2 separate regions of the Homo sapiens genome follow, and region 2 is linked to region 1. A link is a loop called in an ENCODE intact Hi-C map of the cell type or tissue named here. Cell type or tissue: OCI-LY7. All regions are shown on one strand. Each heading gives the region's core, and the rest is flanking DNA. Links, peaks and the distances in the headings are about the cores only. Region 1 holds the start of LOC105378831 (a long non-coding RNA gene). Region 2 overlaps HS2ST1 (heparan sulfate 2-O-sulfotransferase 1).

Region 1 (16,552 bases), core at 5,038-10,037:
GCAGAAGCTCCACACATGTTTTAAAGATCAGGATTGCAGTGTTCAGCTTTCAAATAAATCAGCTTTATTCCAGGAAAGTCTGAGTAACTGCAAGAAATTAGTCAGAAAGAATAGAACAAGCAGCCCTGATCCAAGGAACATGAGATCTCCCATATAGCAAAGTCATTTCCTAATAAGGGTGATAAATTCCCTTGACAGGAACATTTGGGCCTGTCTTTCCTAAAGAGCCCATCCTTCCCTTCCACACAACACACCCTTGCCCTGTTTTTACATGAATTAAATAAGAACTCTTCTACGGGGTTCTTAAATATTTGAGGATGACAGCCTCTGGGATCATTTTGTCCTGCAGAGATTCAAATGAGTATTTTGGTCTCTTATTGAACTGCTTGCTCTAAGGCAAAGACTTACGGAGGTACTTGTTTTTCCTTTGTTGCAAGAAGGAGATAAATGCCAGTTAAACTTCAACTTTTGTGGCAGCAACGTATGACCCCAAATAACTAGCAATTGCAGAATGGACTTAGGGGAAAAGGGGGGGCTTCCCCCTCCACCAGGATTTTTTTTTTATTTTTTGAGACAGAGTTTCGCTCTTGTTGCCCGGGCTGGAGTGCAATGGTTCAATCTCAGCTCACTGCAACCTCTAACTCCTGGGTTCAAGTGATTCTCCTGACTCAGCCTCCCGAGTAGCTGGGACTACAGGCATGCGCCACCATACCCGGGTAATTTTTATATTTTTAGTAGAGACAGGGTTTCACCATGTTGGCCAGACTGGTCTTGAACTCCTGACCTGAAGTTATCCACCCACCTCAGCCTCCCAAAGTGCTGGGATTACAGGCGACAGCCACCGCGCCCAGCCCAGAATTTTTATTTGATGACAGGAATTACTAATTTCTCAACCATTAGTCAATCTATGACATACTGGACTAGTTAAGGCCATATTTTATCAAATGGAGGCTTGCATCAGTACTCTTTCCAATGTAATGATATAAATCTAACTCAAACCAACCCAAGCTAAAAATGAAATTTAATAGCAAACCTAACTGAAAAGTCCCAGAGTTTTCTGGCTTTGGGCATGGCCTGGGACAGGAATTGGCAAACAACAGCCCATTGCCTGATTTTGTAAATAAAGTGCTGTTGGCACACAGCCATGCTCATTTTTTTTAAAAAACATATTATCTAAGGCTGCTTTGAAGCTACAAAGGTAGGGCTGAGTCCTTGCAAGAGAGCCCTCATAGCTGACAAAACCTAAAATATTTACTGGCTGGCTCTTTTCAGAAAAAGTTTGCCAGCTGCTGGTCAAGGGGCTCAGATGATGTCATCAGTATTCTCTGGCCATCTCTTGGCTGTGATCTTTCTTTGAGATGGCTTCACTTTCAGGCTTTACATGGTCCACAGCAGCCCCATGTTGATATTCCTTTCTGCGAACAATCCCAGGTGAAAAAGACCAGTTCTTTTCTGGTAACTCTTGCAAAAGTCCTTGCATTTACTCTAAACTGACAACTTCAGTGAGGTACCTATCTTTGATTTGATGTCTTGTGGCAAGGAGAATGGAGTCACACTGATTGGCTTGGCCTACGTCACAATGCCTTCCCTGGTGCTAGGGTTGGGTCAGCCAAGCCAAGTCACATGGACTGAGTATCAGGGAGAGGTTCTCCAAGGGGAAGGATGTTAGCAAGCCAAAACAACAAATGCCCATTATAAAAACTTTCCCTCCACTTCTTGGTTGGTCACATTCTGATCTTGGACATTTCTTAAAGCATATCAGTGAGATCTTTGTGTGATTTCAGACCCTTAAATCAGTTACTATTAATAACAATGACCAGTTTTTGATGATGTTCAGTGCCAGACACTATGCTAAGCACTTAATAAACATTATCTTGTTTATCCTCCCAACAACTCTAAAAACTGGGCATTTTTATTTCCATTTTACTAATGAGGTAACTAAGAATGAGTTTAATAAAAACTTGCCCTAAAGGTCCCAGAGTCAGGATTGGAAGCTAGTTCTGCCTAACTCCAAACTTGAGCAATGCTGTCTTGCCTCTCCAACCTAGTAGAGCCTCACATTTCTGAGAATGTCCCGCCACACTCTCACCATCTGAATAATGCATGAGCACGGAACTGGGGACCAGGAGGCCTGAGTTCCAGTGAACAGCTCTGTCACTAACTTATTGGATGACTTTTAACAAGTTATTTACTCAATTTATGCAGTATCAGTTTCCTCATCTGTAAAATGAACAGATTAATCTGGAGTGATTTTCAAACTATGCTCTATAGAGTGTAGCAACTGCTGTAGCAGTGCCTTAGAGTCTGCCATAGGGAGCAAGGGAACACCCCAAAATTGCTCCCTCACATTTATTTTATTTATTTATTTATTTTTGAGATGGAGTCTTGCTATGTTGCCAGGCTGGAGTGCAGTGGCATGATCTTGGCTCACTGCAACCTCCGCCTCCCGGGTTCAAGCAATTCTCCCGCCTCAGCCTCCCCAGTAGCTGGGACTACAGGTGCACACCACCACGCCCAGCTAATTTTTGTATTTTTAGTAGAGACGGGGTTTCACCGTGTTGGCCAGGATGATCTCAATCTCTTGATCTCGTGATCTGCATGCATCAGCCTCCCAAAGTGCTGGGATTACAGGCGTGAGCCCCCGCACCTGGCTTTCACATTTATTTTATCATATCATTGCTATTGCTTTCTACTGGGCTTCTTCTCTTTTTTTTGAGACGGAGTCTTGCTCAGTTGTGCAGTGGTGCAATCTCGGCTCACTGCAAGCTCCTCCTCCCGGGTTCATGACATTCTCCTGCCTCAGCCTCCCGAGTAGCTGAGACTACAGGTGCCCGCCACTATGCCCAGCTAATAATTTTTGTATTTTTAGTAGAGACGGGGTTTCACCATGTTAGCCAGGATGGTCTCGATCTCCTGACCTCATGATCCACCCGCCTCGGCCTCCCAAAGTGCTGGGATTACTGGTGTGAGCCACCATGCTTGGCTTCTACTGGGCTTCTTCTTATGTCTAATATATAAAAAATAAAGGTGCCTGCAAAAAAAAAATTTTTTTAACCATGAGACTAGAAGATCTTCAAGATCTCTGTCAATATTCTTTGCTTGCTCTTGCAAAACCCATCCTCCCTTTTCTCCATCCTGTTCTGTGCCTTGGGTGGCTGACCTGTATGGACTCCGCATCAACAGCTTCCCTGTACTATGGCTTCCCATCGTAGGCTAGAGCAGCAGCAAAACAAAGGGCAAAAGGAGAGAAATGTTAGGTATTAATTTCCCTGGCTGTGTGGCTGAGTTCAAAGACCCCAACTCATGTTCACTGGCCCTCCTTTTCAGCTCTTTCTGAGTTTGGGGAACTGCTCCATTCTCTGGTCCCACCTGATTTGGGGATGACAATGGCTCACTACTGTTGGTAGCCCTTGGGTGCATCACCATCCTTTGCTTTGTTGTTGCAATGAAAATGTGCCCCATTGGCCGGGCGCGGTGGCTCACACCTGTAATCCCAGCACTTTGGGAGGCCGAGGCAGGCGGATCACCTGAGGTCAGGAGTTTGAGACCAGCCTGGCCAACTTGATGAAACCCTGTCTCTACTAAAAATACAAAAATTAGCCAGGCGTGGTGGCAGGTGCCTGTAATCCCAGCTACTCGGGAGGCTGAGGCAGGAGAATCGCATGAATTCGGGAGGCAGAAGTTGTAGTGAGCCGAGATTGCACCATTGCACTCCAGCCTGGGGGACAAAAGCAAGACTTTGTCTCAAAAAAAAAAAAAAAAAAAAAGAAAAAGAAAAAGAAAATGTGCTCAATTTCTGTCTATACCCTTGTAAATAGTTTCTTCCTTAAATACTCCTCATCCACCCATTTTAAGTGGACCATCAGAACCTTGACTGTATAATCTGTTAGGACTTCAGGATTTATGGTTTTATGCATAGTAAAAGTCACCTATCCTTCTTTTATATCCATTCTCACACCACTTTAGTGTCTGCTAACTGCCAGGAACAGTAGGCAGTGGATATTTCCTTTAGCACTAGCATTCTTTCAACCTATGACCTAAAACCCTTCATTGGAAATTATTTTAGTGCTCCCTTTTCAGCAGGAGCGGGCAAAAGACAGCAAAATAAACTGACATCTGGAGATTGTTTTTCAAAACATCTAAAAGGATAAACACATAAACACATACTTTTCTCAATCATTGTTGCTTTTATTCCTTCATTCCTTCATTTAACAAACATTTATGGAGTGCCTGAAATATTCTAAGCACTGTGTTTGGCTGTAGTGATATAAGTCCAGCATATGTGTGAAGGATTTTACAGTCCCATGAGGGAAAGACAAATAACTGAGGAATTTACCTATTGCACTCACTCAAGGAGGAATACCCATTTCCAGAATGATTCACTTTTAGACACTGAGATATCTTACAGCATTAAAGATCGCCCAGTGTCAAATATTTCATTAAGGGTTGCAATGGAAATGTGGTGCTTAACTTCAGTTAATCTGAAAATAAATTTTACTGTTAAAATGTAATCTGTCTCTAGTTATAGTAAATTCTCATTCATTTGGAGTCTACTGATGTAGATTTTAAGGAACTCACTAAGGTATTCATCTTTGCCATTGATTAAAATTTCTAAATATAATTCTTTCCTCTGTAGATTATAAGCATCTTCTTCATTAACATAAGGAATCTAACTCAAAATTTAAGATTATTTATATTTATATAAATAACTAAAATATAATGGGAAGATAAGAGAACTGTGAGAGGTGTTCATACTCAGAGAAAGAAGGGATTATATCCATTGGAAATAAGGAGATAGTATTTAAATTGTGAAGGCCAGAGAGGATTGTTTGGGAAATATTGGAAGGGGGAGATCAAGTGTTCCAAGAGAACAATGTGTACTAATCAAGAGAAGAATGTGACCAACAGCCTGCCAGAAGGAAAGTAGAGAATGTGCCTCAGACGCTACAAAATAGTTCAGTTTGATTAGAATGTAGGTGTGGGAGACATCTGCTGTTTTTGTCATCCAACCACCACAATCATTCATTCTTTGAGTAGAAAGATGCCCCAAATTGTATTTGGAGAATAACCCCTCCCTGCTGTTAAATCTCATCAGGTGTGAGAGAGGTTGACAATCTTCAGCTTCAAGGGTAGGCCCTAATTGGCCAAAGTGATTGGTTCAGTGATGAGCAGGTGACCCAATTTAGACCAATGAGAATCAGACCCAAGACTTGTGTTTGAATGTGGCAAAGATTGAGTTAGAACTCAGCTGCGAGAATTCTCTTTCTAATGGACTGCGAATGGAGCCAGCACAGAAGAAAGACATCCAATGATAGAGTGAGAAATTCGTTCCTAATGAAGACATTTCTGAAGCTGAAGTATTCCTTGAGTATTTCATCAATCAACCAATTATTACTTTAACCAATACATTCCCTTTGTTTGCTGTGCCAGTTTTGATAGGGATTTCTGTGTCTACTTTAAAATACGTTGCTCAGGACAGGCGCGGCAGCTCACGTGGGTAATCCCAGCAGTTTGGGAGGCCAAGGCAGGCAGATCACCTGAGGTTGGGAGTTCGAGACCAGCCTGACCAACATGGAGAAACCCCGTCTCTATTAAAAATACAAAATTAGCCGGGTGAGGTGGCACATGCCTGTAATCCTAGCTAACTCAGGAGGCTGAGGCAGGAGAATCACTTGAACCCAGGAGGCGGAGGTTGCGGTGAGCCGAGATTGCACAATTGTACTCCAGTCTGGGCAATAAGAGCAAAGCTCTGTCTCAAAAAAAAAAAAAAAAAAAGTTGCTCAAAGAGTTGAATCTGAAGATCTCAGAGGATCCTTACTACCAAGATATCTTTTTGATTGCATGACCCGCCTGGGTTGGACTTTGATGTAACTTGTGGACAGAATGAGGATGATGCTGGTGCAGATCCCTTCTAACCCTAGGAAGCATCTAGAGTGTGTTGCCATGGAAAGAGCATGGACTTCAAATACATAACGTATTTGTGCTTGCTCCTTAGTGGCATGGTCTTTGGGCAAGTCACTGAATATCCCCTCATATGTATAATGGTGGTGACAATAATTCTTATTTCATTGGTTGGGGAATATGTAAACTACATAGTATGTAAAGTTCCTGGCACACAATGGGTATTCCGTAAAAGTTCACTTTTTTTTGAGACAGAGTCTCGCTCTGTCGCCAGGCTGGAGTGCAATGGCGCAATCTTGGCTCACCGCAACCTCCAACTCCTTGGTTCAAGTGATTCTCCTGCCTCAGCCTCCTGAGTAACTGAGATTAGAGGCACACGCCACCATGCTCAGCTAATTTTTGTATTTTTAGTGGAGACAGGGTTTCACCATGTTGGCCAGGATGGTCTCAATCTTCTGACCTCGTTATCTGCCCACCTCGGCCTCCCAAAGTGCTGGGATTACAGGCGTGAGCCACTGCGCCCGGCCAATTCACTCTTTTTATTATGGAAGGCAGCCAAAGAGGAGCAAGGCTTTTGAATTAGAGAGACCGGGGTTCAAATTCTGACTGTACTCTGGCTAGCTATATGACCCTCAACTAGACAGATGGTTGTTACAGGAGGACAGGGACCATGTCTGTCCTTATTCCTACTGAATGCACAGTGTCCCTAATAGGCATTCGGTACATGTGTAAATTATTTAAATTTTCTGAGTCTGAAATTTTTAAATTGAGTTAATAAAATATATAGTAAAAGACTGTTGTAAGGAATAAATAATATAACATACATAAAACACTTAACTGAATGCCTGGGCCACAGTAAGTGTTCAGTAAATAATAATAATTGCAGGTAATTTTTATTAAGTACTGACCACATGCCAGTCACTATTCTAAACTCTCTAAAGCCTGGATGACAGAGTGAGACCCTGTTTCAAAAAAAAAATTATAAAAAACTCTGCATATATTGACTCATCTGATTTGCAAAATACTCTGTTCCCATTTTACAGGTAAATAAACTGAGGCTCTATTTTTATTATCATTGTCAGAAATACTTTTTTTTTTTTTTTTTTGAGATGGAGTCTTGCTCTGTCTCCCAGGCTGGAGTGCAGTGGCGTGACCTCGGCTCACTGCAAGCTCCGCCTCCCGGGTTCACGCCATTCTCCTGTCTCAGCCTCCCGAGTAGCTGGGACTACAGGCACTCGCCACCACGCCCAGTTAATTTTTTTTGTATTTTTAGTAGAGACGAGGTTTCACCGTGTTAGCCAGGATGGTCTCGATCTCCTGACCTTGTGATCCGCCCACCTCGGCCTCCCAAAGTGCTGGGATTACAGGCGTGAGCCACTGCGCCCGGCCTCAGAAATACTTGATGCCATTTTGGGCCCCATGACTCGTGAATCCAGCTCTTTCTGTTCTTAATGTTTGGGTCTCTCGACGCATCTAATTCAGGTTCCATTAAATGATGTCTTATCTTTTTCTTTTTTATATTACTAGGAAAAAGTAAGCGTTTCTTTCTTTAAAACACAATGAAGACATTTCTCTCAGTCCTCCTCTTTCCGCCATGATGTCCAGGGGGTGAGGTTGGGCCGTCAGAGGTTCTGTTGCCTGGCAGGAACCCTTTAATTCAAAGATGGCCAACAACTCAATGAGCCAGCCGGCCTTTGCTCTCTCCTGGCTGAGCTGAAGCAGCAACCAAGGGCCTCCCATCTCCAGGTCTCTCGCTCTTGTTCTTTCCCTGAGTTGCCTGCTGCCATCTGCTGGCCATATTAAGTTAAAATAATCATCACGTTGATGTTTTCCAAGTTTCTAAATGAGGCTCTGACTGCGCAGGGACTCAGGCAAAGCTGGCTCCAGCCTAATTTCCATTCAGGAACAAGGGCCTCACCGGTCAAATCAGAAACACTCTCAGGCCATTATCTCCATCCTACAAATGTGCTATCTTGTCCAGCCTCACGTTTCATACTCCCTGCCCATCTCCCACCAATCCTCTGACATCCTTTATCCATTAGGCTTGCGCAAGACTCGTATTACCATGACAATCATCCACTTAAAATTTTTTTTTGGAAACAGTTCTACACAGAAAAATTATAAGAATAGTACAAAGAATTCCCCTTGATCCGTCTCCCAGTATCAATTTAAATTTTTTCAGTTGCCTCAGCAGCTCCTTTGTAGCAAAGAATCAGTCCAGGGTCATACATTGCTCCAGTTGTCATTTTTTTTGTTTGTTTTTAGTATCTTTCAATCTGTAAATTGCCACCCTATCCTTGACCTTCATAACTTTGACATTTTAAAAAGTTACATGCCAGGCATTTTGTAAAATGTCTCTCAATTTGGGCTTGTCTGATGTTGTCTTATGCCTCAGTTTAGGCATTTTTTGGTTAAAATATAACAGATGCTGTGTCTTTTCATTACGCATTTTTTGGTTAAAATATAACAGATGCTGTGTCTTTTCATTGCATACAATAAGATTGTACTATCTTATCTGGTAGTACACCCTTATTGGACTGTTTCTGATGGTGTTAATTTTGGTTACTTTCACTAAGATAGTATCTGTCAAGATTTCTCCACTGTAAACTTACTTTTTTTCTTTTGTAATGGTGTTAGTCTCCTATTGTTTTTGCAACAAATTACCACAAACTTAGTGACTTAAAACAACACAATTTTAATAATCTTACAGTTCTGAAGGTCATAAGTCTGAAAGGAGTCCCACTGGGCTACAAGCAAGGTGTCAGCAGGGCTGCGTTCCTTCTGGAGGCTCTAGAAGAGAATCTGTTTCCTTGTTTCCTCCAGCTTCTATTCCTTGGCCCCTTCCTCCATCCTCAAAGCCAGCAGTGTTGCATCTTCAAATCTTTCTCAGACTCTGACTCCTGTTTTCATCATCTCATCTCCTTCTCTGATTCTGTTGCTACTGTCTTTCACTCACAAGGACCCCTGTGATTACATCAGACCCACCTGAACAACTTCCCCATCTCCAGATCATTAATTTACTCACACCTGCAAAGTCTCTCTTGTCCTGTTCACAGGTTCTGGGGATTTGAATGGAGACATCTTTGAGGGGCTATGATTCTGCTCCTCAGCAACTTTGAGACTGTGGAAATTCCTGTTACTTACCCCACTTTCACACGTAAGTTTTAGCATCCTTTGATGCTTCCTGCCTAATTGTTGCTATAATTATTACTGATGCCAAATGGTGATTTTCTAACTCTATAACTCCTTTTACATTTATTAGTAGGCTTTCTAATACACAAAGGAAGTTTCTCTCCTCCCCCTTTATGGAATAATTCATTTATTTATACCAATGTGGACTCATGGGTTTCTTATTTAGTTCAATAGATTATGCTTTATTACTACTGGCATTTTTTGATGTATGAATTGTTGCAGATTTGACCAGTGGGAGCCCCTTCAAGCTGCCTTTTGTGTCCTTTTAACATGTCCTCATCTTGCTTGAACACCTCCTTATTTTTGGCCATAAAAAGATAGATAGTCTAGACTCATCTTGTAATTTCCCTGCCCCAATCCTGGAATCAGCCATTTCTCCAAGGAGGCCTGGTTCCTTTTGGTGGAGAGAGGGGTTTGCAAACCAACATCTGGGTAGTAGGTGTACTCATTGCTCCCAGTTCCTTTCAGTTGACAGAGCTGGAAAATACATGCATGTATATGCACACACATTTACATCTCTATTTCTCTATTTGTACATATTGAAAACCAAGAACTTCAATACCTCCAATTTCAATTCAACACCCAAGGGTTTGTTCAAGTTTTCTTCTTTCCATATTTATGCTTCCCTTGTGAGAAATCTGGTTTAGATTAACCTTTGATATATTTACGTATGTGTCCAATCTTCCTGTGTGTAGCCTATCTTCTCTGTCTCTCTCTTTCTCTTTTTTTTTTTTTTTTTTTTTTTGAGACAGAGTCTCACTCTGTTGCTCAGGCTGGAGTGCAGTGGCATGATCTCAACTCACTGCAACCTCTGCCTCCTGGGTTCTAGCGATTCTCCTGCCTCAGCCTCCCAAGTAGCTGGGGACTACAGGTGCACACCACCATGCCTGGCTAATTTTTGTACTTTTTGGTGGAGACAGGTTTTCACCATGTTGGCCAGGCTGGTCTCAAACTCCTGATTTCAAGTGATCTGCCCGCCTCGACCTCCCGTGTTGGAATTATAGGCATGAACCACTGCGCCTGGCCTCTAGCTGATCTCTTTGGCCCTGCTGGACTACTGTTCCTTCTTATATAGGCTATCCCGGCTCAGGCCTGTCTCCTCCACTCTGCCTGCCTTGTTTGGGCCTACCTAATGGCTTTTTGAGGAATGAAGGAAGGGAGGAAGGGAGAGAGGGAGGGAGAAGGAGAAAGGGAGGCAATAGTTTTTTTCTAAGGGAAGGAAAGGAAAGAGATGATCATGTACTTCTGTAGTTTTTACTTTCTTTCTTTTTTTTTTCTTGAGACGGAGTCTTGCTCTGTCACTCAGCCTGGAGTGCAGTGGCATGATCTCGGCTCACTGCAACCTCCGCCTCCCAGGTTCAAGCAATTCTCCTGCCTCAGCCTCCTGAGAAGCTGGGACTACAAGCGCCCGCCACCATGTCCGGCTAATTTTTGTACTTTTAGTAGAGACGGGGCTTCACCATGTTGGCCAGGCTGGTCTCGAACTCTTGACCTCATGACCCGCCCACCTCGGCCTAGAATTCAAAGTGCTGGGATTCCAGGCATGAGCCACCACACCTGGCCTAGTTTTTACTTTCTTAGAGTTTTAGAGATGGGGTCTTGCTCTGTCACCCAGGCTGGGGTACCGTGGTGTGATCATAGCTCATTGCAGCCTCAAACTCCTGAGCTCAAGTGGTCCTTCCACCTCAGCCTCCCAAGCAGCTGGGATTACAGGAATGAGCCATTGCACTTGGCCAATCACATAGGTTTTTTTTGTTTTTTTTTTTTTTTTTTGAGATGGAGTCTTGCCCTGCCGCCCAGGCTGGAGTGCAATGGCACAATCTTGGCTCACTGCAACCTCCATCTCCCGTGTTCAAGCGATTCTCCTGCCTCAGCCTCCTGAGTAGCTGGGATTACAGGTGCGCACCACAATGCCCAGCTAATTTTTGTATTTTTGGTAGAGACAGCATTTCACGATGTTTGCCAGGATGGTCTCAATCTCCTGACCTCATGATCCGTCCACCTCGGCCTCCCAAAGCATTGGGATTACAGGCGTGAGGCATCACACCCAGCCCAGTCACGTATATTTTTAATGGACCTCTTACCACTATCGTAATAAATTCTTTGTTTGATGGTTATTTTCTCCACTAAAAGAAAAACTCCATGAAGGTAACAACCATGCCTGCTTTGCTCATTTATGGATTGAAACCCAGGGCCTAACACAATTGCTCTTTACGCCTAGCACATTGTAAGTACTTGAGGTTTTGGATAAATGATTAGGTTGTGTAAAACAGCAATAGCAAAATTACAACTATTGAACAGTTTATAACACAACAGACATAAACAATTACTAGTATTTACATAGTCCAAATAGTCTGTGAGCTTTCCAGACTAGAAACCAAACTATGACACCTTTTTATGTTCTCTAAGGCTGAGTGCCCTGGGGTAAAGAGATCTTACTTACTGAGCTTTTGTTGTTATTAAATATTTCTTTGGTTTTGGAGTTTCATATTGTTTAAAATAGATTTTTTTGAACTAAGAATTTCAATACCAAGCTGTATTTCAAGACAATTTCAAATATTACTGTCCTGTAGCATTTGGTAAAATTGATGTTGGCTAATGTCTTAGTCCACTCATGTTGCTATAACAAAAGATGCCCTAGACTGAGCCGTTTATAAACAGTAAAATGTATTGCTTACAGTTCTAGAGGCTAAGTCCACAATCAAGTTTCTAGCAGATATGCTGTCTGGTGAGGTTTCTCTGCTCCACAGTTTGTGCTTTCTATTAATAGTTGTGTCCTTACATGGCAGGAAGGACACACAAGCTCCCTCAGGCCTCTTTCACAAGGCACCAATCCCACTGGTGAGGACTCGCCCTCATGACCTAATCACCTCCCACATACCCCACCTCTTAATACTACCACACTGGGGACTAGGTTTCAACATACAAATTTGGGGAGGTCACAAGCATTCAGACCATAACAGTCACATAGGCAAGACAATGGTATGTTCCAGAGTTTCGTTGTGAGAAATCACTGTTATCATACTTAGCAGCGTGGCAACAAAATGGGCATATTCAGTTGCTTCCAGGCCTGTCCCATCACTCTCCTACAAATTTTTGTTAAATAGCTGTAATCATTTGCCCCCAACTTCTACCAGCAAATGTCAGAGCCAGTCTTTACACTACATGTGTTTCCCCTTTCCTCTCTCTTTTTCTCTCTTAGACACAAAGTCCTAATGCATTTGTGCTTTCCCCAAGTAAAAGGCGTCCGTTTCAGTGACTGATGGAAATAAACAGCTAGACTCTTTCAGAGGACACATTAGGAAGTAATGGAACGTGCCGAAACACAGCTTTCACAAGGGCTGAAAGTGATTGCTCAGCACAAAGGCTACAACTTCAGGCATAAAGAGCCATGCCTTTTTGCTTCTTGTCAAGGTTTTTTTTTTTTTTTTTTTTTTTTTGAGATGGAGTCTCGCTCTGTCGCCCAGGCTGGAGTGCAGTGGTGCAATCTTGGCTCACTGCAACCTCCACCTGCCAGGTTCAAGCAATTCTTCTGCCTCAGCCACCTGAGGAGCTGGGACTACAGGCACGCGCCACCACACCTGGCTAATTTTTGTATTTTTAGTAGAGATGGAGTTTCACCCTGTTGGCCAGGCTGGTCTCGAACTCCTGACTTTGTGATCTACCTGCCTCAGCCTCCCAAAGTGCTGGGATTACAAGTGTGAACCACCTCACCCGGCCTGTCAAGGTTTTTTTTAAAAAAATTAGTGACTCCATTTTTATTGTGATTACTTTCACACTGTCCCATCTGCAACTAGACTTCCTAATCCAATCGTTCTCAACCCTGACTGCCTTAGGAATGATCTAGAATCATTTCTTTAAAATACCAGTGCCCAGAAACTATGAGCAAAGATTCTGATCTCATTGGTTTAGGAGGGGCCCAGGCCTAAGTCCATTTTAAAGAGTCCTGATGATTCCTCTGTGCAGCCAGGGCCCACCCCACACCTCCCAACTCCCCCTTGATCCTTGTCCAGGTGTGTGAGAGTACAACCAAGAATACCCTGGAACCTGAGCTTTCCCTTGAGCCACACTGATTCTCAACCTGGGTACACATTAGAATCGTCTAGGGATCTTTCCAAATCCCAGTGCCAGGCTGCTTCCCAGATGAATTACGTCATACTCTCCAGGGGTGGAACCCAGGATCTGTATAAGTTCCTCAGGATATGAAAACAGGTAGCCAAGTTTGAGAGCTACTGAGCTAGCATGTTTCCATAGGGTCTTCTGAGACACTCAAACTACCAGTGGTAAAGGATGAGCTTTGGTTTTTTGTGTGTGTGTGTGTGTGTGTGTGTGTGTGTGGTCGTTATTGCTTTTAACTTTCAATCCTTTGTATTTTACAAAAATGTCAGTTAGCAAAGAAATAACTCACTAGAAAGATAAGATGAAAAAGCAGACACAACATACAAACCTAGATTTTTTATTAGATTCAAAGACACAAAATTGCTATTAAAATTTTCTAAACAGTCTCAATTTCTGTACTTACCTTGTCATAGACTATAATAGTTTGCACACTGAAGCTGGTCTTTGGGCTACACTTTAAGTAACACCATTCTGAGAAATACATTTACAAGGGATATAAATAGGTGTTGTGTGGTGGTGTGGGGGGATGGGGCTAAAATAGATTTGATAAATACAGCAAGTGATATCCTGTTTAGGACATCAAAGGCCCTAGGCTATTAATGACTCTGAGAAGTTCTGAGATAACAAAAACTGTTTAGCTTCATTTAATTCAGTGTTTCCCAATCTTATAGGATGGGGACACTTGCCTGACCCCAGCCCAGCAATACCATTAACACATTTATGAAGTATCTTAGTATGTTTGGGCTACTATGACAAAAATACTATAAACTAGGTGGCTTATAAACAACAGAAGTTTATTTCTCACAGTTCTGGAGGCTGGGAAGTCCAAAATCAAGGCTCTAGCAGATTTGGTGTCTGATGAGGGCCCACCTCTTTATCGATGGCACCTTCTCATTGTATTCTTACATGGTGGAAGGGGCCAGCAAGCTCCCTTGGGCCTCTTTTTATAAGGGCACTAATCCCATTCATGAAGACTCCACTCTCATGATCTAAACTCCTCCTAAAGATCCCACCTCTTAATAATGTCAGTCATTTTTGCATGGGGGATTACATTTCAACATATGAATTTTGGGGTAATACAAACTTTCAGAATATAGCATGAAGTGTAATCTGTTTAATGATTTATTCTCAGTCATATAAAGCATGCTGACTCACTAAAAAGAGAGATACATCTTTATCAAACTGTCCCCACATTGCCCTCTACCCAGCTGTGCCTCATTCATCTGTGGCTTGACTCTCAGTGACTGGCATTAGCAGCAACCCAGTGACCAAACTAGAGTTCTCCCTCTTTCTCATCCTGATATCCTGACAGTCACCTAGCCTGGCCAGTTCTTCCACTAAATGTGTCTGAGTCTGTTCACTCATGTCCACTGGTGCTACCTGGTTCAGGGACACCTAAACATCATGGTTTCTCTCTCAGGTAGTTGAAACATCTTTTTTACTGGTCTCCCTGTCTTTTGTGCCCAGCCTTCCTTTCTCTGCCCTTCACACCGGAACCAGAATGATTTTTCTAAAATTCAAATCTGATCATGTCACTCCCCTGTCCTTTGACTTCAGTGTCTTCACCCTGACAAAGAATGCTTATTAGGATCTGCCTCTGCCTACCCCTCCAGCCTCAACTTTCATCACTTCCCACTTAACTTTACTGAACTGTTAGCAGTCCCCTAAATACATGGGAGCTTCCTCCAGCTGTTCCCACCTCCCTCTCTGACCCTGTCCTCTCTGGCTAATTCAGCATTCAGGGTCAGTATAGAGGTCCCTTCCTTGAGAAGCTCTCCTTACCCACCCAGACTAGTGTTGTGTCCCTCTTCTGTGATCCCTCAGGACCACTCATCATACATACTGTGTTGTGATTGGCTGTTGACCCTATTTGAGGAATCATCTAGTTGAGCTCCTTCAGGACAGGGTTTGTGTTTTTTTGATTGTTCTAGCCTTAGCACCTGGCCCCCTGCCTAGCACAGACAAGATAATTCAGTACATGCTTGTTGGAGCCAGGCATGGTGGTACACACTTAAAAATCCCAGCTTCTCAGGACGCTGAGGTGGGAGGATTGCTTGGAGCCTAGGAGTTCAAGTCCAGCCTGGGCAACATAGTGAGACCCCAACCCCCATCTCAATTTAAAAAATTACATACTTGTTGAATTAAGTAATTAATTAATGAGCAAATGAATTGCATACCATTCTATTCCTGAACCACAGAGGCCCTGGAAGAGCTCTGACGAATGCACTTTAGTGTCTCAGAAAGTCCCCAGTCCCAGCCCCATACTTGTATTCCAAACGTCATCATCAATCACTAGTTACTTGAGGGTTCTGCATTATCCTTTTCCCAGAATTCTATCTCTACGCAGCTCCTTCAGCCTGACACCTCTTTTGGATCATCTGCCTGGTTTGTAATTTAGGTTTTGCTTTTTTGAAGCTGCCTCTCAGATCATTCTTAGAGCCATAGTTCACATCCCAAGGTATATCTGAGCTCTCCATTTCCCAACCTAAGATCAGCAATTTGGGTTCTCACTTTTCCTGGGAGGAGTTAGGGCATCTATTGCTGAGCCATTGCACCTATTTAACACATTCCTCCAGGCCAGGATGACCAGGCCAGTGTAGCAGACTCTCTGAGACTTTCAGAATCATAAATCTGCCAGGCTGGTTACTCTCTGTGCCTACTCTCCCTCCCTTCTCTGCCCTGCCCTGTGCAGCACGCTGACTTCCACATACTATGGTTTTCTGATGGATTTAACTAGCGAGATACCAGCAGTGATTAGTGGTCAGAGGAGAGACAAATCTGGAATATATTCCTTTGCTTTTGCCTGCTGGGCTAGGATTTTTGTAGTGCCTGAATTCCTCCATAACTACAGCTCTTGTGGGCTGGCTCTCTTCCAGGGCTCCAACTCTCACCAGCTTCTAGTAACACCATTCCCTACCCTTGTTCCTTTCAGGTGGGGATCAAGGGTGGCAATGGCTCCTTGCTGATGTGAATCCCTGGATGCTTCATGGTCTCCCTTAACCCTGTCCACACCTCTGTACATAATCTCTTGATTACACTCCTTTTAATTCACCCATTAAGTTCACCATCTGTGTCTTACTGCGACCCTGTCTGGTGAGATCCTCACCTAGTACAGTAGCTTCACTTCACAGCACAGAGGTTGAGCAAGTAGAACTGAGGTCTCCTGGACAAGTCCATGATCTTTTCCTCCCCACCATCATCACCTCACTTGTTCCAGAATCTAGAATAGAAATATTAAGCATATAATAATAATAATAATTAATAGCTATCATTTGAATTCTTAAAAAATATGCCACAAGTTGTGACAAGTGTTCTACATAAATGATTTCATTTAATTCTC
Region 2 (16,552 bases), core at 6,396-11,395, 130 kb before region 1:
TTCAATGCAACCTAGAAGCTCTCCAAATCCCACAGTTTAATAATTTTTAGCATTCATCATGTAGGTATAATCGATTATTAATTCAATCTCCAGTCCCTCTCCCCTTTCCAGAAGATGGGAGTGGGGCTGAAATTTCCAAGGTTCTAATTATGGTGTGGACTTTCTGGTGACCAGCCCCCATTCTGAAGCTATGCAGGAGCCCAAGTGTCACCCCATTAGAACAAAAGACTCTACTATCACCCCAAAAATTTAAAGGGATTTAGGAGTTCTGAGACAGGAACCAGGGTCAATGACCAAATATTAAAACAGAATATAGGACAGTACTCCTACAACTCAGGAAATTATAAGGGCTTTCATGTTCTCTGTGTCAGGAACTGGGGGTAGGACCAAAAATATATTTCTTACTCTGTCACAACTATAGACTTAAACTCTTAAATTGCTCTGCAAATGCTAAATTGTCACAAGACTCCTCTGGATAAGGGAGAGCTAGACGACTGATTTCTAAAACCTTAAGACTTATGAATTCTACATATCATATTTTATCCCATTAAATGGAAAACTGGGTTCAAGGAGAACCACCTTGGTTTTCAAATCAATTTCATTAAAATATAATTTGCCTACAATAAAATATACTCACTTCAAATGTACACTATAAGGTTTTGGGAAAAAAATTAAGATAGAAGATATTTCCTTCATCCCAAAAGGTTCCTCAGCTCCCTTTGGGTCAACTTCCCACTCTTAGCCCAAGGCAATCAACAATGTACTGGCATTGTAGACTAGTTTTGCCTTTCTAGAATTTCATATTTATCCCTTACTAATAATTCTGTGAGGTAATTTGAGGCCCAACAAAGGTAAGCAACTTGCACAACTTCACAGGACTCCAAGATTAGAATTTAGGGTTTGAAATCAGATCTGTCTAATGCCAAGGCCTACTATTAGGTGATACTACAAGATTTACATCTTGTTCATTTTCGCATCCCTAGCGTTTTTCATTTTAGCATACTTGATCATTGAATGATAAAATGAATTTAAGGAAACTGATCTAAACTTGATCCAAAAAAAAGGAAAGATTGATTTTGAATGATAAATCCATAGATCTTGGTAATTAGTTAGATTTAAAAAAAAAAAAGACCATAAATTTACACAAATTAAAAAAAAAATTTAAGAACAAAGAAAGATCCTTAGATTTTATCTGCATAGTCTCAAAGTGTCTCCCAAGAAATGTATTAACTGCAAATGGAAAGATAGCTTTACAGTGGAGAAACCCAGCAGAAACCACCTTAACAAGTGATCAAGGTTGCTATCACCAGTAAAGAAGACATACATCGTGAACCCCATGACAAAAGACATATTGTTTCTGTGATATTGTTGTCAAATATGCATAACTCTGGCCCAATCATGAGAGCACATTGTACAAACTCAAAGTGTAGCCATAGAAGACAAAAAGTCTGCAGAACTATTATAGACTGCAGAATAAAGACAACTAAATCTAATGTGCAATCCTGGATTATATCCTGATCAGAAGAAAGGCATTAGAAGAAAAACACGTGGAATTCAAATAAGGCCTGCAGTTAATAACATATATGTCAACCTCCTAGTTTGAATAACTGTCCCATGGTTATGCAAAATGTTAACATTAGATGAAACTGTGTAAGGAACACAGTAGTCCCAGCACCCTATCCCCAGGGGATGCGCCCCAAGACCCCCAGTGGATGCTTGAAACTGCAAACAATATTGAACACTACATATGTACTAAGTTTTATCCTATACATACCTATGATTAAGTTTAATTTACAAATTAGGCACAATAAGAGATTAACAGCAACAATAATAAAATAGCCAGGTGTGGTGGTTCTTGGCTGTAATCCCAGCTACTTGGGGCTGAGCCAGGAGGATGGCTTGAGCCCTAGAGTTCAAGGCTACAGTGAGCTATGATTACACCACTGCACTCCAGCCTGGGCGATAGAATGAGACCTCCATCTCTTAAAAAAAAATAATTATTAAATAGATTATAATAACATTGTAATACAAGCCATGTGAATGTTCTCTCTCTCCCTCTCAAAATATTTTATTATACTGTACTCATCAATTTTCAGACCAAGGTTGACCTTGGCTAACTGAAACTAGAGAAAGTGAAACCTAGGATGAAGGAGGTATGTATATATGTAAACACAAAACGTTTTTTAAAAGGGGTCCTTAAAAATTTTTCTGAAACATTAACAACTCATAACCTTGCAACTGCAATAATGAATGCACTTAAACCAATCTTATGATGAAACTCTATGGTTAATTGTTGTAAAATTTAAATCATGCCAACTTTTACTGAACATCTTCTCTATGTAAATCAGTATAGAATGTGGTGACATAGTGATTCATTTAATAAACAAGTTATGACAAGTATAAAAAGTTGAAGGTTAAACTATTGAAAGAGCTAGTTCAAAACACAAAGCCAGTAATTCTGAAGAGTGATAGTTTTCATATCTTCTGAGATCAGAATACTTTTGCATTTTTTTTTTCTTTCAAGAATGAAGACTTCAACCTCGGTCAGAATATTAATACGTATTAACATTATAACCTCTTGTTGCACAAAATTCCTACAAATTCTTGATCAAAAACATGATGCAATGAAATAAAATTTTCAAGTCCTAACCAAACATAATGCAGTATATATGATAGATATACACTACAAGGGACTCTGTTTTGTTCAGAACAAAACTTTCTGCTGTGAAATGCTCATTTCCCTACTCTAAGATTGGACGTGTAAAGAAGCTATCACTTTTATTCAAATTCCACATCTTCATAGCCAATCTGTTAGATATAAGACTAGACATCTAACCATCTGACCTAAGCTGAGTACATAATAAAACCCCACCCTAGGTCCAATTTATATATTGGTTAGGGTTTTTTGGCTTAAAACAAATTTAAGAAATTAAAAATAAGAGTAAGAAGGAGGTGGTCCGTTTTATTGGAAAGACTGGAAGGATGCTTGGGTAGCTCACAGAACTGAAGAAATAACTAAACCGCCAAGGTTTTTTTTTGTTTTGTTTTGTTTTGTTTTGTTTTTTAAATAATGACAGGAATCAGAGGAGTTCTATAGGCCTTAACAGCACTAATGTATAGACCTTCCCTCTTGGATGCCACTATTTCCATGTCTAGCCAATTTAATTTCTTTGTTTGAGCAGAAACTTTATCTGAATTTTCCATCATTGTATCTCTAGCAACCAAACATGTAACAGGCCTTCAATAAATACTTGCTGACTGAATGAACTAATAAAATTAGTCAATAAAGTAATTCCTGAGTGAGAAAATCAAATTGGCCTAGCTTATTTCAGATATCTATCCCTAGATAATCAACTGATCTGGCATCAGTAGAAGACATTTTGGGGCCTTTTCCGTAAAAGAGAACTTGTCAATTGTGCTAACTGGCATCTATTATATATATAAATATTAAAATATTTGACCTGTAAATTATTTGTCATATCAAATGGAGTTTTCATGTACATTTTAAGTCCTCTAGATTTGCATTTCTGTACCACCCTTAAATTATTTCTATAATTTTTTCTCATAAATAATAAACAAAGGCCATGTGTGAACCAAAATAACTTTAAATGTGGACATTCACTCATGCCATCACCGGAAAAATTAAATAAAAATTACAGGCAGGGCACAGTGGCTCATGCCTGCAATCCCAGCACTTTGGGAGGCCAAGGAGGGTGGATCACTTGAGGTCAGGTGTTCGAGACCAGCCTGGCCAACATGGTGAAACCCCATTTCAAAACAAAAATTTGCCAAGCATGGTGGTGCACGCCTGTAGTCCCAGCAACTTGGGAGGCTGAGGCACAACAATCACTTGAACCCGGGAGGTGGAGGCTGCAGTGATCTGAGATCATGCCACTGCACTCCAGCCTGGGCAACTGAGCAAGACTCTGTCTCAAAAAAAAAATTATAAATTAAAATTATGCTTAAAATCTTTTAATTTATATTTCATTAAGCAGATTTTTCATTCAGTTTTTTTATTCACAACTGACCTATACTTCTTGTGGATTCTTCCCAGCACTGTTATGGCTTACAGAGGAAACTATTTTAATCATGTTTATTTGCATTAATACATTATTACTTGTAAAATGTGCATTGTTAGGATGAATAACCAAAACAAAATAAAATCATTCTGTTATAAAATGTTAAAGTTGTCTCTTTAACTAAATACTCATTTTTTTTTTTTTTTTGAGATGGAGTTTCACTCTTGTTGCCCAGGCTGGAGTGCAATGGCGCGATCTTGACTCACCGCGATCTCTGCCTCCCAGGTTCAAGTGATTCTCCTGCCTCAGCCCCCCGAGTAGCTGGGATTACAGGCATGTGCCACCACGCCTGGCTAATTTTGTATATTTAGTAGAGACGAGGTTTCTCCACGTTGGTCAGGCTGGTCTCGAACTCCTGACTTCAGGTGAACCACCTGCCTCGGCCTCCCAAAGTGCTGGGATTACAGGCGTGAGCCACCGCACCCGGCCCCAACTAAATACTCTTAATTAAAATATTTTATATAACTCAGTCTTATCAGTAAACAAGTTACTGCTAAAAGTAAAAAGCCAACTCTTAATTAAGATATTTTATATAACTTAATTAAAATATTTAAATTATTTTATACTTAATTAAAATATTTTATATAACTCAGTCTTGTCAGTAAACAAGTTACAGCTAGAAGTAAAAAGCCAACTCCAAATTGTTTTTATAAATTTGTAAAATTAACTCTTCTACTTCATATGATCATAATTCTAAGTTTCAGTAACATCTATACAACTGTGTTTATGTGTTTTAATGTGTAACATTATTATGAAAGTCTAGCTCTTAGAAAACCATTAGATCATTCCAACCTTCACGCTGAAATGAATTACATGAAATTAGCTGAGAAGGAATGACTTCTGCTGCAATTCCACACAGGCACGTGCGCACACACACACACACGTTTATAAAGCTACTTCCATAAGTCACAAGTAGAGAAAAAGGCTCAATAAACAAGTTAAAAATGTGTGCTTCAGAAAGAAAAGGGCATAGAAAGAAAATGTATCCTTAAATCCAAATTGAGGTTTCAGAAGAACCCTAACCAGGGACTTATAACTGAGGTTAGAACTAAGAAGTAAAATTTTAAACCTGAAAGGCAATTTTAAGCCTGAAAGATTAATGTAATTTTAAGAACAGGCTTTTAAATGAAAACCTCTGTAGGTAAAGTATTAAGATAAAGTATTAAGTATGAAAAGTAACACTTTATATTTAGTACATACTTTGACATGCATATATGTCAAGAAATCATATATTTGTAGCAACCTTACTTACATGGAATTGGTACAAAGAATAACTTCATGAAAATATTTTTATTCAATTCTTTCAGCAAAGAAAAACAATTCCGTTTTCTACACTACTCAGCTGAATGGTACTAATGATTCATCTTATGTCTCCACACAAATATGAGAGAATAAAATTAGTTTACAACATTCATTTTTAACAGAGTTAAATTCCCAAAAATATGATTTCTTGGCATCTTAAATCTAGCAGCATGAAGCTTTTTTTTTTAAACAAATGATTAAAGTAAAGACGTTTAAACCGTCTACAATAATAGAGAAAGTTAGAAGAACCACTTATGAGGACTGGAGGCTGGGTGTGCTGGCTCATGCCTGTAATCCACCACTTAGGAAGGCGGAGGTAGGAGGAATGCTTGAGGCCAGGAGTCCCGAGACCAGCCTGGGCAATATAGTGAGACCTCATTTCTACAAAAAGTCAAAAAAACAGCTGGGCCTGGTGGCATACACCTGTAGTCCCAGCTACTCGGGAGGCTGAGGTGGGAGAATCACTTGAGCCTGGAGGGTTCAACTGTGCCACTGCACTCTAGCCTGGGTAACAGAGTGAGACCTCGCTCAAAAAAAAAAGGATTGGAGAAATAAGTAATCCAAAGATTACCTAAGCCAAAACCACACAAAACTCAAGACTTCAAAAACTGTGTTACCAAATACATATATATGCTTTGGATATCATGCAAAGCCTACATCTAAATAAATAAATCCCACATCAAAGGAAATATAGTGCAAATCAGCAAAACAAATAATCATCAGAATGTACAGACAACCCACAGAATGGGAGAAAATAATTGCCAACTATGCATCTGACAAAGTACTAGTATCCACAATCTCCAAGGAACTCAAAGAAATCAGTAAGAAGAAAACAAATAATCCCATCAATAAGTGGGCAAACGACATTTTTGAAAAGAAGATATACAAATGGCCAAAAAACATATGAAACGCTGCTCAACATCACTAATCATCAGGGAAATGCAAATTAACACCGCAATGAGATATCACCTTATTCCTGAAGGAATGGCCATTAAAAAGTCATAAAACAATACATGTTGGCATGGATGTGGTGAAAACAGAAACTTACACCCTGCTGGTGCAGATGTTAATTAGTGCAGCCTCTATGGAAAACAGTACGGAGATTCCTTAAAGAACTAAAAGTAGGTCTACCATTCAATCCAGCAATCCCACTACTGGATATCTACCTAAAGGAAAAGAAGTCATTATATGAAAAAGACGCAGGCACATAAATGTTTGTTGCAGCACAATTCACAACTGCAAAGGTATGGAACCAACCTAAGTGCCCAATGACCAATGAGTGGATAAACAAAATGTGGTATATATACACCATGGAATGCTACTCAGACATAAAATGGAACAGAATAATGTCTTCTGCAGCAACTTGGATGGAACTGGAAGCCATTATTCTAAGTGAAGTAACTCAGGAATGGACAACCAAATACCCTATGTTCTCACTTATAAGTAGGAGCTACATTATGAGTATGCAAAACCAATCAGGGTGATGTAATGGACTTTGGAGACTCAGTAGGGGGAGAAGGGGAGGGGAATGTGGAATAAAAGACTACATATTGGGTACAATGTACACTACTTTGGTGAGAGGCAAACTAAAATCTCAGAATTCACCACGATATAATCCACCCATGTAACCAAAAACCACCTGTACCCCAAAAGCTCTTGAAATTTTTAAAAATTAAAAAATAAGAAATATAGTACAAATGGTTACATAATAAAGAGCTAGTTAATACGCCACTTTTAGAAACTAAAGATCCTAATACTCCTTCAAAGACTAAATAAGCCGGGCATGGTGGCTGTAATCCCACCTGTAATCCCAGCACTTTGGGAGGCCAAGGTGGGCAGATCACCTGAGGTCAGGAGTTCGAGACCAGCCTGACCAACATGGAGAAACCCCATCTCTACTAAAAATGCAAAACCGGCTGGGCATGGTGGCATATGCCTGTAATCCCAGCTACTCAGGAGGCTGATGCAGGAGAATCGCTTAAACCTGGGAGGCAGAGGTTGCAGTGAGCTGAGATCGCACCATTGCACTCCAGCCTGGGCAACAAGAGCGAAATTCCGCCTCAAAAAAAAAAAAGGAATGCACTCTATTATTTTTTTAAATGACCCAAACTAAAGTTTAGTAAGAGAGATTTGTATCATGGGTCAAAATGTTAAAAACAAAGTAGCTGCAACAGTATTCTTAACAAAATAATTAACAAACAAAAAGCATTATTAAAAAGATGATAAATTGGGCATGGTAGCATGTGCTGGTAATCTACCAGCTACTCAAGAGGTTTCAATGGTTAGGATCATTTGAGCCCAAGAGTTCAAGATCAGCCTGGGCTGTAAGACCTCTACCTCAAACAAACAAACAAAACAGGATGATTACAAATTGTATCTACTAACAAACTGTATTCAACAAGTTCATATTAAAGTTTTATTTCCCATCACGTTTCTAATCCAACTAAGAAATAATATCGTATGAATGCTTTACAAGTTTCAGAAAGTAAAAAAGTAAAACTTAGAAAGAACATTCCATAAAATTAGAGACTCCAATTTAAGAGCAATGCCCCCTAACCCTAACTGTTATAAATATTGTTCAGAATTCAGGTGGCTATCACCGGAGTAGGAAAAGTACCAAAGAACAGATAGGAGGAAAGGTAGAAACACAGAAGAGAGGAAAGAGAAGCATATTGTAGTATTTACAGGGTACATCAAATAGGAGTCCAATCAAAAAAACAGAAACCTCTCCATATATTTAATAGAAGACATAGCTACTAATACAGGAAATTTTCCAGCACACATTTGGACCATGGAAGGAGGAGCTCTCTGATAAGAGCTAAAGTCACAAAGGACAAGAAGCCCCTACCAGAGAAATAGCCTTTACCAGACATGACAACCAAAAAATACCCTGGCTTCTCCCTTCTACCTGTCCTCCAATCTTCCGCTAGTATCTGTCAATGGCCAAACTCATGCAGAAGCCTGTGGCTTGGCCCTTAAAACAGAAACAGAGGAAATGAAAATTGAGAAACAGAAAACCAAACAGGCAAATGATAACACAAAGTATCTTCCCAAAATCTCTTCTGGTATTAGTAGACACTACAAAGACCTTAGATCCTATTGCTTATTCATATCATTCCTTGTATAAACTATTCTTTTCCTGAGAGGGTAGAAATACTCCTGTATTTCTAACTTTAATGCTATTTTTTAAAAATCCATTATGATATCTAAAAATGTGAGGACTATATCTAAGTAGCACAAGCCCTTCAGGATTCCAAGGGTCATTTATCCTAGTGGTTAGATCTTAATCACTGGCTAGAGATTTTAATCCCCTAAAAAAAAACCAGCCTCCCACCTCCACCCCAAGACCAATTAAATCAGAACCTCCAAAAGTGGGGCCCACACAGTGGTAGTTTTCTTAAAACTCCCCAGAGTGATTCTAATACGCAGCCAGGCTTGAGAACCACTGGTTTATCCAAAATATTGCTGGAATTTAAAGGATTAAAAACCAAAATTTGCTCAACAACACCCTAAGGTCTCAGCCAGAAGAGGGCAGCAAGGAACTATTCTGGAAGGCCACAAAAGAAAAAATAAGATGCCCTAGTACCTTAGTCCCTTAGGAGCTGTGCAGAGGGGGGAAAAGCCCACCGAGGTTCAAGAATTTTGGGATAAATGCCATGCCTCAAGTGGGAACTAATGAATGAATGGTAAGGAACCAAGCAGAGATAAGCCCCCAAGCAGGGTAAGGTGAAGGAACAAGAGAGAGCCAGTAGATGGTCAGAAAAGTACCAGGCACAAAATGCCACTCAATTGTGCTCATTTTCCAGTCATCCTGATTTCCTTAGCTAATTACTTTGTCTTACTCTATTACTGAAAGATGCATAAAATCCTTTTTGAAACAAGTCTGAAATTAAGGGGATCACTTAAAATATGACCCAGACACACCTAATCTTGGCTAGCAGATCAGTCATTTACACACATTATCAGTAATACTACAAATGTATAATGTTTAAAGGAGATCTAGAATGAGTAAACTAGTGCAAATCTACCATGACTACTAGAAAAATAGCTCTAAGCACACGGGACATCATCAGTCTTCACATATGAAGAGAGTGTATCTACTATTACTAACATTATTGCTGCTAATCACAAAACAATAAAAACAAATAAATTGAACTGTGTAACCTTTAGGAACTCAGATTGGCACTGAATCACCTGTCACTTACTCATGATAAATAAATATACATGTGTGTCTGTGTGTAGAAAGGAAGCAATTACTAAAGAATATTCTTAAAGATATTTAGCTTTAAGATTTAATAAACACAGCTCTCCCTCTCCCTCTCCCCACGGTCTCCCTCTCTTTCCAAGGTCTCCCTCTGATGCCGAGCCGAAGCTGGACTGTACTGCTGCCATCTCGGCTCACTGCAACCTCCCTGCCTGATTCTCCTGCCTCAGCCTGCCCAGTGCCTGCGATTGCAGGCGCGTGCCGCCACGCCTGACTGGTTTTCGTATTTTTTTGGTGGAGACGGGGTTTCGCTGTGTTGGCCGGGCTGGTCTCCAGCTCCTAACCGTGAGTGATCTGCCAGCCTCGGCCTCCCGAGGTGCCGGGATTGCAGACAGAGTCTCGTTCATTCAGTGCTCAATGTTGCCCAGGCTGGAGTGCGGTGGCGTGATCTCGGCTAGCTACAACCTCCACCTCCCAGCCGCCTGCCTTGGCCTCCCAAAGTGCCGAGATTGCAGCCTCTGCCTGGCCGCCACCCCGTCTGGGAAGTGAGGAGTGTCTTTGCCTGGCCGCCCATCGTCTGGGAAGTGAGGAGCGCCTCTTCCCGGCCGCCATCCCGTCTAGGAAGTGAGGAGCGTCTCTGCCCGGCTGCCCATCGTCTGAGATGTGGGGAATGCCTCTGCCCCGCCACCCCGTGTGGGATGTGAGGAGCGCCTCTGCCCGGCCGCGACCCCGTCTGGGAGGTGAGGAGCGTCTCTGCCCGGCCGCCCTGTCTGAGAAGTGAGGAGCCCCTCCGCCCGGCAGCCGACCCATTTGGGAAGTGAGGAGCGTCTCCGCCCAGCAGCCGCCCCGTCCGGGAGGTGGGGGGCAGCCCCCGCCAGGCCAGCCGCCCCGCCCGGCCAGCCACCCCGTCCGGGCGGGAGGTGGGGGGCAGCCCCCGCCCGGCCAGCCGCCCCGTCCAGGGGGGGAGGTGGGGGCCAGCCCCCACCCGGCCAGCTGCCCCGTCCGGGAGGTGGGGGGGGGGGCGCCTCTGCCTGGCCGCCCCTTCTGGGAAGTGAGAAGCCCCTCTGCCCGGCTGTCACCCCCGTCTGGGAGGTGTACCCAACAGCTCACTGAGAACGGGCCATGATGACGATGGCGGTTTTGTTGAATAGAAAAGGGGGAAACGTGGGGAAAAGATAGAGAAATCAGATTATTGCTGTGTCTGTGTAGAAAGAAGTAGACATAGGAGACTCCATTTTGTTCTGTACTAAGAAAAATTCTGCCTTGGGATGCTGTTGATCTATGACCTTACCCACAACCCGGTGCTCTCTGAAACATGTGCTGTGTCCACTCAGGGTTAAATGGATTAAGGGCAGTGCAAGATGTGCTTTGTTAAACAGATGCTTGAAGGCGGCATGCTCCTTAGGAGTCATCACCACTCCCTAATCTCAAGTACCCACGGACACAAACACTGCGGTAGGCCGCAGGATCCTCTGCCTAGGAAAACCAGAGACCTTTGTTCACTTGTTTATCTGCTGACCTTCCCTCCACTATTGTCCTATGACCCTGCCAAATCCCCCTATGCGAGAAACACCCAAGAATGATCAATTAAAAAAAAAAAATACAAAAAAAAAGATTTAATAAACACAATTTTTCTGTACCTTCTGACAGAAAAATATGAAAAAAAATTCGAACTTTCTCAGGACTTTTTGTTTTTAGCTACTAATAGAGAATTAGCCCCCTGCTTTTAGCTTATCCAAAAATAAATACAGCAATACCACCTCTTTCTATACTACCACCTTTTTCTAGGGGTTGAAGACTAGAGGAGAATCACTACCTTGGAAGAGAAGAAATCAATTATCAATTGAAGAAATCAATTATTTTCACTTATGGAACTTACTGACTTTAGGCAATGGATATATGACTTCATATCTTTTAGAGAATGCTTGGGAAAAAAATAAAACTGTATGTTCCAATCCAAAAACTTATCTACAACTACCTATAACCTATATTTACTTTGAAAAAAAAATCTTATTGTACAGACTAGCCTCTCTTTTCAATGATCATTAGGAATCTCAGAGCTGTAGTTTTGTTTTGTTGTTGTTGTTGGTTTTTGTAATTCACCTGTAAATCACAGCTGTCTAGCTGAACACAGCATCCAGGCAAGCCACGTATCTTACCCAATCATGTGTCCAAACTTCATATTTTATAATTATCTGCATTATCTCAATTTGTATTACCTTAAAACTACTTCAAGGGGAGGCTCGATTCTACAATGAAGCTCTAAAATGTGCAATGTTAGGTTACTGTTTTTGTAATTCCACAGTAAAATTCCATATATACCCTTGAGGGTAAGGATTATGCTTAATCATGATCATGCTTAAGGATCCAAGTATCTTAATCATCCGTGTACAAACTTCATATTTTATAATTATCTGTGTTATCTCAATTTGTATTACCTTAAAACTACTTCAAGGGGGAGCCTCAATTCTACAATGATGCTCTAAAATATGCAATGTTAGATTACTGTTTTTGTAATTCCACAACAAAATTCCGTACATACCCTTGAGGGTAAGGATCATGCTTAATTTATCTTTGTGTCTGTCAATATTTAGCAACATGCCACTATTGGTAATGCACACGGTCCCAACAAGATGTTTTTCCTTCTTATTTTTTTCACAATATGTATCTTACATATATTGCAATACATTAAACTAGATGTATAGAACATTTATGGCAGCATTACTTACAATACTCGAAATATGAAAATAAACCAGATGTCCATCAGTGATAAGTGGGTGAACAGTTACATACATATAATGAAATATTAGTCATAAAAAAAACTCAAATATATATACTATAACTTGGATGAATCTTGAGACCATTATGTTAAACGAAAGAAGCCACACAAAAAAGGTCACAAATTGTATGATTCCTTTTTATGATACATTCAGGACAGGCACATCCATATAGAGAAAAAGCAGATTAAAAGTTATGAGGGGACCTGCTTAGGGGGAGGTTAGGGAATGATTACCTAATGGAGTATAGGGTGTTTCTGGAGTGTGATGAAAAAATTTTGAAACTAGAAAGAGCTGTTAGTTTTGGTTGCACATTATGAATACACTAAATAACACAGAAAAGTACATTTGACAATGATTATTTGACTGTGAAGTGATTTTCACCTCAATTAAAAGAATGTATTTGAAGAAAAATATGTACAATTTAAAGACTTAGAAAATGAGTACTTAAATAACACACCACCATGATGATGGGAAATAAAACTCTTCCACCACCCTCAGAAATCTCTCAAGTGTTCCTTCTTGATTCTCCCTTCCACAGAGATAAAAACTATCCTTCCGGTAATCATTTCTTAGCTTTTCTTGTTTTATCAACAATATATTCTTATTCAAACAATATTAAACAATATAGTAAAATTTCATCATAGTATATGTTTTCCCTTGATTTCTTGTACTCACCACTGTATTTGTAATATTCATCACATCTGTAGTTCATTTTATTGCTTGTATAGTTCAAGGAATTTTTTTTTTTAATGGACAGAGTCTCACTCTGTTCACCCAGGCTGGGGTACAGTGGTGTGGTCATAGCTCACTGTAACCTCAATCTCCAAGTAGATTTTTTTTTTTTTATTAAATAGACTCTGTGCATGTCTTTTCATGGCCTGATAACTCATTTCTTTTTATGGCTAGATAATATTGCATCGTCTGGATGTACCACAGTTTGTTTATCCATTAACCTACTGAAGGACATCTTGGTTGCTTCCAAGTTTGGGCAATTACAAATAAAGTTGCTACAAACATGTATCGGCAGATTTTTATGTGGACTTAAAGTTTTCAGTTCATTTGGATAAACACCAAGGAACATGACTGCTGGATCATATGGTAAGAATATGTTTAGCTTTTAAAGAAACTGCCCAAGTGTCTTTTGAAGGTTATTATTTTGCATTCCCACCAGCAATGAATGAGAATTCCCATTACTCCACATACTCACCAGCATGTGGTATTGTCAGTGTCTGGAATTTTCATCACTCTAATAGGTGTATAGTATCTCACTGTGGTTTAAATTTGCATGTTCTCTAATGATATGTGGAAACATCTTTTGAAATGCTTGCTTGCCATCTGTATATCTTCTCCAAGGAGGTTCAGATTTTTTTGTCCATTTAATTGTGTTGTTCATTTATTATTGAGTTATAAGGGTTCTCTGAATATTTTTGGATGCCAGTTCTTTTTCAGGTATGTATTTTCCAAAGATTTTCTCCCAGTCTGTGACTTATCTCTTTAGTCCCTAAACAGTAACTTTCACAAAACGTACATATTTTATTTTAACGAAGTCCAACTTAACAACGTCTTTCTTTCATGGAGTATGCTTTTGGTGTTTTGTCTAAAAAGTTATCACCAAACCTAAGGTCACCAGATTTTCTCCTTTATTATCTTCTAGGAGTTTTACATTTTTGTGCTTAACATTAAAGGCTACAATTCACTCTGAGGTAGTTTTTGTGAAAAGTATAAAGTCTGTGTCAAGATTCTTTTTTTTTTTTTTTTTGGTGGCGTGGAGGGGAATGAGATATCCTGTTATTCCAGTGCCACTTGTGGAAAAAATTACCGTTTTTCCTTGTCTCTGCTCCTTTGTCAAGGATCAATTTACTATATTCGTGGTCTACCTATGCGCTATTTTGCTTCAATGATCTATTTATTCTTTCAACAATACCACAATGTCTTGATTACTGTGGCTTCATAAGTCTTTAAGTACAATAGTGTCAGTCTGACTTTGTTCTCCTATAATATTGTGTTGCCTAGTCTAGGTCTCTGACCAATATAAACTTTAGAATAACTTTGCTGATAGCCACAAAATAACCTGCTGCGATTCTGAATTAAATTACACTGAATCTATAGATCACGTTGGGAAGAACTTGACATCTTAACAATATTGAGTCTGCCTAAGCATGAACATGGAATATCTGTTTATTTAGATCTTCGATTTTTTATTTTTGTCATTTTCCTCATATAGATCTTGTACTGTACTTATGTTGCAAGATTTATATCTAAGGACTTTAATTTTTTTGTGCTAATATAAATGGTATTGCAACACTGCTATAGTCTTTTATTTTTTTTGGAGACAAAGTCTTGCTCTGTCACCCAGGCTGGAGAGCAGTGGCGTGATCTCAGCTCTCTGCAACATCCACCTCCCAGGTTCAAGCGATTCTCCTGCCTCAGCCTCCCGAGTAGCTGGGACTACAGACGTGCACCACCACGCCCAGCTGATTTTTGTATTTTTAGTAGAGACGGGGTTTCACCATGTTAGCCAGGCTGGTCTTAAACTCCTGACCTCAGGCAATCCGCCCACCTCTGCCTCCCAAAGTGCTGGGATTACAGGCGTGAGCCACTGCACCCAACCTGCTATAATCACTTATTAGTTCCAGAGCACTTGTGATTTGTTGGGACTTTCTACATATACCAACATGTCATTTGTGAATTAAGTTTTATTTCTTCCTTCTCAATCGGTATACCTTTTATTTTCTTTTCCTGTCTTATTGCATTAACCAGGACTTCCAGGATGATGCTGAAGAGTAGTGAGAGGGGACATATTTGCCTTTTCCCTAATCATAATAGAAAAGGATCTATGTTCTCATTAGTAAATATGATGTTAGCTGTAAGTTTTTTGTAGATTTTCTTTATCAAGTTGAGGAATTTTCCCCCATTCCTAGTTTCCTGAGAGATTTTAATCAAGAATGGATGTTGGATTTTATCAAATGCTTTTTCTGCATCTACTGATATGACCATATGATTTTTCTTATTTAGACTGTGGATGTGATCGATTACATGAATTGATTTCCACATGTTGAACCAGCCTTGCATACCTGGAATAAATCCCACTTAGCTATAGTATGTAATTCTTTTTATACATTTTTGGATTTGATTTGCTAATATTCGGTTGAGGATTTTTACATTTATATTCACAAAAGATTTTGGTCTGTAGTTTAGTTTTCCTTTCTTGTATGGTCTTCGGTATTAGGTACTCTTTGGTATTAAGAGTAATGCTGAGTTAAGAAGTATTCCCCCTGTTTCTATTTTCTGGAAGAGACTGTAGAGAACTGGTATAATTTCTTCCTTAAATGCATAGTAGAATCAGGGAGATTTTTTAAAATAAAACATTTAGCTTTTAAAGTAGAAATGTAGGTAATAATATGCATAATGTTAATTACAAAATAACACTGTAGTTGACCCTTGAACAACATGGGTTTGAACTGCACAGGTCCACTTACACAAGAATTTTCTTCCACCTTTGCCACTCCTGAGACAGCAAGACCAACTCCTCCTCTTCCTCCTCAACCTATTCAATGTGAACACAGCAAGGATGAAGACCTTTATGATGATTCACTCCCATTTAATAAACAGGAATACATTTTCTATTCCTTGTGATTTTCTTAATAACCTTTTCTCTAGCTACTTTATTGTAACAATACAGTACAGAATACACATAACATACACACAAAATTTGTGTTAAGTGGCTGTTAATGTTATCGGTGAGTCTTCCAGTCAACAGTAGGCTATCAGTAGTTAAGTTTTTTAGAAAGTCAAAAGTTACATGTGGATTTCCCACTGTGCAGCAGAGGCGCTGATGCCCCTGATCCTCTCATTGTTGAAGGGTCAACTGTAGCTACCTATATATAAACCCCTTAGCTGGGTGTGATGGCTCATGCCTGTAATCCCAGCACTTTGGGAGGCCGAGGCGGGTGGATCACCGTGGTCAGGAGTTCGAGAACAGCCTGGCCAACATGGTGAAACCCCGTCTTTACTAAAAATACAAAAATCAGCTGGATGTGGTGATGCATGCCTGTAATCCCAGCTACTCAGGAGGCTAGGCAGGAGAAACGTTGAACCCGGGAGGCAGAGTTTGCAGTGAGCTGAGAGCACACCATTGCACTCCAGCCTGGATGACTAGAATGAAACTCCATCTCAAAAAAAAAAAA

The links. A loop is a pair of places that touch in the nucleus more often than their neighbours do. Peaks named below come from ENCODE experiments on the same cell type or tissue, not always from the same donor. Only the 100,000 strongest peaks of a DNase experiment are listed, where the experiment ranks them.
Region 2: it touches region 1 in a loop (5-fold over the local background); 91 of 110 quality-filtered maps call a loop at or near these places.

Annotation. Positions count from the first base shown.
Region 1 is chr1:86,824,916-86,841,467 of GRCh38, reverse strand. It overlaps LOC105378831 (a long non-coding RNA gene), which reads left to right and starts at 15,559. Exons shown (of 3, transcript XR_947561.2): 1 at 15,559-15,597. RefSeq lists an enhancer at 7,556-7,705. In OCI-LY7, for the core only: a CTCF peak has its summit at 7,722 (motif pointing left); DNase peaks (open chromatin) are centred at 7,657 and 8,867; H3K4me3 peaks cover 2,734 bases; H3K27ac peaks cover 2,202 bases.
Region 2 is chr1:86,957,800-86,974,351 of GRCh38, reverse strand. All of the region lies in intron 1 of HS2ST1 (heparan sulfate 2-O-sulfotransferase 1), which reads right to left. LOC124904211 (a long non-coding RNA gene) reads right to left here and starts at 4,260. Exons shown (of 2, transcript XR_007066207.1): 1 at 1-4,260. In OCI-LY7, for the core only: CTCF peaks have their summits at 8,692 and 8,892 (motif pointing right); a DNase peak (open chromatin) is centred at 8,911; H3K27ac peaks cover 533 bases.